2 separate regions of the Mus musculus genome follow, and region 1 is linked to region 2. Evidence: chromatin contacts called from ENCODE Hi-C or POLR2A ChIA-PET data. All regions are on one chromosome and are shown on one strand. Each heading gives the region's core, a stretch centred on a gene start or an enhancer-like site at or near the end of the contact. The rest is flanking DNA. Distances are from core to core; before and after follow the strand shown.

Region 1 (2,859 bases), core at 334-2,833, 390 kb after region 2:
CTAATATTTGTTGAATAAGTACACTCTTCTAGAATCATCAATAATCATTATTATAGGTTACAAACTCACGTGTCAATAGCTAATGGTCAAGGTGATAAAAGGGTAAACAGCCACAGTTTAATAATACGTTTTTATTTGAATATTTAATTAGGGCTAGAGAGATGGTTCCCTGGTTAAGAGTGTTGTGCCCAGATTGTAAAAATCCCAAGGAGAGGACCAGGAATCATACCCCACTGTAATCGCATGAGGGTCTTTATTTAAGCTCGAGCTTGGGCCACCAACCTTCCTGACAGAACAGGAAAGAGTGAACCCCCAGGCCTAAGTAAAGGGGGTTTATAAAGAAAAAAACCCGCAAGCGGGTTTTTGTGTTGGCAATATAGGAGAGGGTAAAGGAATGCTGTCCTTTAAACCTGATAACATTTGTTCAGACAGCAGGGCAGAACCGTGTAGCTGAAAAGGTACCTTTCTGACCTGGGAAGAGTAACTTGTGCTATCAGAACCGCTTCTGATATGTTTACAACCGGCCACAGCTGTCTGGGAACGTTTGTCTCTTTTTCATAGTCTAAGAGTGGGCTATTATCATTTCAAGGGTATTGGCTTCGGTTTCCTTCAACAGCAAGGAGCCATCTGCACTGTGAGAAATGTTGGTTGTTAATCAAAAGGGGTCGAGTTTAAGTGACGTGGAGGCTAGGGTATGCTGCTTTTCTTTTGTTCTCAAGGCTGGCATTTGCCTTTCCCCACCCCCCGCGGGGGTGGGGGTATCGTCAGGGAGAGGGAGGGAGTAATAACTGCTCTAGCTGCGCAGGGTCAGGAGAGTGTAGGATTTGATGTGCAGGTTTCTCTTGTCTGAGCACTGGCTGCTCTTCCAAAAGATCCAGCAAGTTTGACAATTAGGAGAGTATATACCTACCTGTCTTAAGTTGTTTTCTGAACTAAGCTTTAGATAACAACCTCGTTAGCATCTTTTTCTCCCGCTACAAAATACAAAACAATTTCATTTCCTGGGTAGCTCAGTTAGGTATAACTCCAAGAACGAAACTGAATCCCAGACTCGACCTCATTCCGGCATTCATTCCAGGACTGAGGATTCCTTCTCCAACCTTGATTTCTGTGGCCCGGATCATACGATGAACGCTTGCGGGAGACCTTTGCAAAGATCTCTTCCAGAAACTCCTGTCTCCAGACACTGGAGGTCAGGCTAAATTTAGATTCAGTGGCAGCGAAAATGAGAGTGACCGGCTTCTGCAAAAAGCATTTTTCAGATGTCTACAAGTGTTCTTCGGAGAGAGCGCCTTGGCTCGGGGACAGACAGGGGAAAACGACGCCCAGCACCCTCAAGTCAGTCCCCGGAGCGCCCCTCAATCCGCCATCTGGCTGGCTGGGAGCCGTCGATGCGCCGAACCTAGGCTGAGGAGGAAAAGCCTACGTAGTAATGATGCTCTAGACACGCCAGTGGCCCACAGGAGAAACTGATTGTCACCTACAGACTCGGGAAAGGGGCGGGGCGGAGGTGTACTCCAAAGCGCCTGCGCAGAGCGTTGGTTTCCTGGGTGTCGTTTGTAGAACTGCGGGAAGAACCGCCCAGTGCCCGGTGTGCGCAGGCGCACACCGTCTTGTAAGCTCTCGGTCTTGTAGGATCTCGGTCTTGTAGGAGGGCCGGTCCCCGAGCGGGTCTCGGGGCGGGGCCCGGGGCGCGGCTAAATGCGGAGAGAAAGTTCGCCTGTCACTCACAGCTCGCTGCTGTTCCACTGCCACCAAGTTCTCTGAACTGCGAAGGTCATGCTGCCCAACACTGGGTAAGAGGACGGGGGTGGGATGGGGTCAGGGGCCAGTCGGCAGGTCGCCGGCGCAACCCAGAGCCGCGCGCTCTGGAACACCGGTTCGCGGAAAGATAGAGTCGCTGGGACCTGCGCATGCACGAGAACCCAAAGTTCTGTACTACTGAGACTCAAAAGTTGTACACTGCAAGGGGCAGTGGTGTCAGATACTCCACGGGGAAAGGTCGCGAGCGTAGGTGTCCCCGACGACCCGTTGTAGCCCCATCTCGCCTTTAGCTTGGCCTGGTGACAATGTTGCTTTCATCTTCTAGGCGAAAGGTCGCTTGAGACAGTGACTTCAGATTTTCTGTTTGTATGCTTGATTGTAGAATAATAGAAGAATGGTGTTTTGAAAATGGTTTTCAAGTTAGTAGCGAGTTAAAATGTTACAATACGAACATTTCTGGTAAGGGGTTTATTTATTTATTTTACTTAAAAATGAAGTATATTTATCCCAGCCTAGCCAGGTGCGGTGGCGCCTGCTTTTAATGCCAGCACTCAGAAGCAGGGTCAGAAGATCTATTGATTCGAGGCTGTTCTGGTCTACATAGTGAGTGTGCTAGGCTCACTCTGTCAGCAAACGCTACAGAGTTAGAACCTTGTCTACACCCCCTCCCCCAAGCCCACTTATATAGAGACACAATTGTGCAGCCAGTCACCAGGACTTTACAAAATCAAAACAAATACCCATTAAACAATGTTCTTCCCGATTCTTCTTGCCCTTGGTTCCTGCTGAACTCAGGTAGGTCCACTATGTTCTATAAAGTTTATCTTAAGCAGAGTGACAAGTTAAGCCCATTCTGTAATTAGTTTGACACATATAGACAGCTAAAAGACTTAAATAGTTCAAAAGGGTATAAGTCTCTTTAAAACTCCAGTTTCTTTCTGTTTGTATTTTTTGTACTTATCAACATATTTTGTATACCTTACAGGGATACCTTCTTTTTAGAAAATAGTAGCAAACTCCATTTTGGGCTTGCTGTTTTTACCTGACATGTCTTGGCACATACTTAGGTTTCCAGTACACACAGCTTGTCTTTGT
Region 2 (2,926 bases), core at 256-2,755:
CTATGTATGGATTCCATCCTGCTGTAACTCTATTAACCAGTAACTCTCAACAACTGGAAATTAATTTCGAAGCATGGTTCTTTCCCACTGATTTTTCACCAGTAGAACAAAGGACACTGCAAACCTTAAGGATTTTTTTTTTTTCCTTTTTCTTTTTTCGAGACAGAGTTTCTCTGTGTAGCCCTGGCTGTCCTGGAACTCTGTAGACCAGGCTGGCCTCGAACTCAGAAATCTGCCTGTCTCTGCTTCCCAAGTGCTGGGATTAAAGGTGTATGTCACCACTGCCCGTCATTTTTGGATTATTTTTTAAAAGTAACTTGAATAATAAACAGTTTAAACACAGAACAATTGTAAACAATATAGATGTATCCAGGCTGAAGAAACAAATGGAAACATTTACTACTAGCTTCTCCCAGTTGCGACTTAAAGTTAGAATACTCTTGTTTTTCCACCACAGGGATTCATTGAATTTGCCCAGCCTGGCCTGGAACCTGTGTGTTCAAGTTCAGGTAATTCTCCTGCTTCAGTCCCAGAAGTAACTGGGCTACATACAGGCTTCTCACACAGCCTAGCCTTCATTTCCCCATTTTCAGTATCGTGCACATGCATAATTAAACGTTTTAGTAATAGCAACATTTAACAGCTTTTTAAAAATGGAGTAACGTAATTTAACCCAGTATGACTAAAATCTATCATCCCAGCAAATAATACAAGATTTATGAATGAGATGGTTTGTCAGCGGTGTACTGGCAACACTTAACAGCCTAGCACTGCTCGAACTAGCTACATTTCCATAACTCTCTTGGCTACATCTTAGCCAAATTACACTCAGCTGCCCTAGAGAACGCACAATCTTGCGCGAATTCAGCATCAAGCGATTCTTCCAATTCTGAGTTTGGGGATTCCTTAAATAACACAGTCTCTTGGCTCCTCCGGATTTGGCCAAGATAAAGTGTAGAGGCGGCGCGTGCTGCTTAGAGACAGTGCAGGGGGGGGGGGGACCGCGGGCGCGGGCGGCGGCAGCGGTTGGTAGCTGCCGGGCGGCGAGCACGCGGGGGCAGCTCCACCCGTGGGCGCGCGGGCCGGCACCGAGGCGCGAGGGCGCCGCCCCGGGGGCGGGGGCACGGGCACCGGGCTCCAGAGGGCGGGGCAGGGCGGACCGCATCGTGCCGGGATTCGGACGCCGGCAGAGAGCACGGACCAGAACGCAGAGCCGCGGCGAGCGAAAGGGACGACGGCGACGGCGGCGGCGGCGGCGGCGGCGGCGGCGGCGGCAGCGGCAGCCCAAGGGTCTGGACCACGGGAGCCCGAGCGCGCGGCAACGGCCGCCTAGAGCGCGCAGCGCGGTCAGCCTGCGCTCGCAGCACACCAGCGCGCGCACGCTAAGGGGTGCGCGGTGCCGAGCGCGCGCCGAGTGGCCGGGGGCGCGCAGGCCCTGCCCGCCCCTTCCGTCCTCACGCCCGCCGCCCCGCCGGCCCTTCCTCTCCCACCTTCCACTCGCGGCCCGCGCCCCGCACCCGGCGGCCCCCGCGTCCTCCTCCCGCGGCAGCGCTGTCCGCGGCGGCCGGAGCGGGCCGGGCCGGGCCAGCGGGCCGGGGGATGGCGCTGCTGGACCTGGCCCAGGAGGGAATGGCCTTGTTCGGCTTCGTGCTCTTCGTGGTGCTGTGGCTGATGCATTTCATGTCCATCATCTACACGTGAGTTGGAGGGTCGGGGCCTCGGGGACGAGCTGGACTGGCAGGCGTGTGTGCGGTGGAGGGTAGCGTTTTGCGGGGATAGAGAAAGCTGATCCCCAAACGGCCCCCTAAATCGGTCTCCTTGGGGCGGTGCGACGCGGGGTCCTGGAAAGGGAATCGCGCTGGAGTCGCGACCCGACTCCTGGGTTGCAGGCGACTACCGAGCTCTAGGAGAGGAGCCTGCTTCTCTGTCTGGTGGAGGGTTGTCTACTTGGTTTGATTGTGTAGGAGATTCGTGTGATTTTTCTTCCCATCTGGGCGAGGATGTATGGTGTATTGTGAGGTTTTCCGCTCCCTCCGCGCCGGCCACGTCTCTATTATGGAGATGGTCCTTTACACTCTTCCGGGAGCTGATCACCACCACCCCAGGCTTCCCAGTGGATTACCTCCTTCCTAGAAGAGCTATGTGTTTAGCTAGGTGTGTAGCACCTGCCCGCCTTGAAGAAGGTCCGTCTCCGAGCCAGTGTTATAAAGCATCGAGTCCTGTCAGCGTGGCATTTCAGTATCATGTCTTTATTTATCTTTTTTCCAAGTCTTTATGTATTGGCTTGTTTGGAGTTACATCCTTAATCTGTTTTCCACACACATCTCTTCATTTGGCAGGTACCTCCTAAGGCCTACTAGATACCACCTGGAGTTGGGCTGGGGACATAGGTGAGAAAGCAGGACAAAACTCCTGCCCTCATGAAGCTTACATTCTAGAAGGATGAAACATGATAAAAATCTAAATAAGGTTATTCCCTATAAAGCTCATGACTAAAACAGAACAGAGTGAAGGGGCGGAGAGAGACATGACATAGGTGGCTGAGTTTTGATCCATCAATGAAATGTCTTTAAAATGAAGCCTGTTTAAATGTGTAGAGATGAACTCACTTGGCATTTTAGCCTGAAAGAGGAGGGAGGAAATTTATTTTTATTTATTTATTTATTTATTTTAAACTACCAGATAGGGATAGGCTAGAATAGGCTGTATGTTAATGAAAAACAGGGAAGGACGTTAGGCAGTTACTTTTTTTTTCCACTATAGAAAACATGTGCTTTTCTCCGATTGGTGTGCCATTTCCTGACGCCGAGAAAGACAACACCTGTATAAGATAAGCAGACAGGGTTTTGTGGGGTTTTTTTTGAAAGTGAAAGAAAACATACCCCGTTTGGAATTTAGAAATGTAAGCAGTATTCATTTTAACTAC

What was found. A loop is a pair of places that touch in the nucleus more often than their neighbours do. ChIA-PET counts read pairs that join two places held with the same protein, here RNA polymerase II (POLR2A).
Region 1: a map of heart shows a loop between it and region 2 (2.4-fold over the local background). The contact joins the promoter of Hsdl2 here to the promoter of Ugcg in region 2. A Hi-C loop is called at or near these places in 4 of 37 maps with a recorded cell type or tissue (heart, left cerebral cortex and v-Abl transformed pro-B cells). POLR2A ChIA-PET finds 5 or more read pairs at or near these places in 1 of 5 experiments (Patski).

The regions. Positions count from the first base shown.
Region 1 is chr4:59,579,980-59,582,838 of GRCm38, forward strand. Hsdl2 (hydroxysteroid dehydrogenase like 2) reads left to right here and starts at 1,584. Exons shown (of 11, transcript NM_024255.3): 1 at 1,584-1,796. The coding sequence starts at 1,780.
Region 2 is chr4:59,188,045-59,190,970 of GRCm38, forward strand. It overlaps Ugcg (UDP-glucose ceramide glucosyltransferase), which reads left to right and starts at 1,506. Exons shown (of 9, transcript NM_011673.3): 1 at 1,506-1,697. The coding sequence starts at 1,600.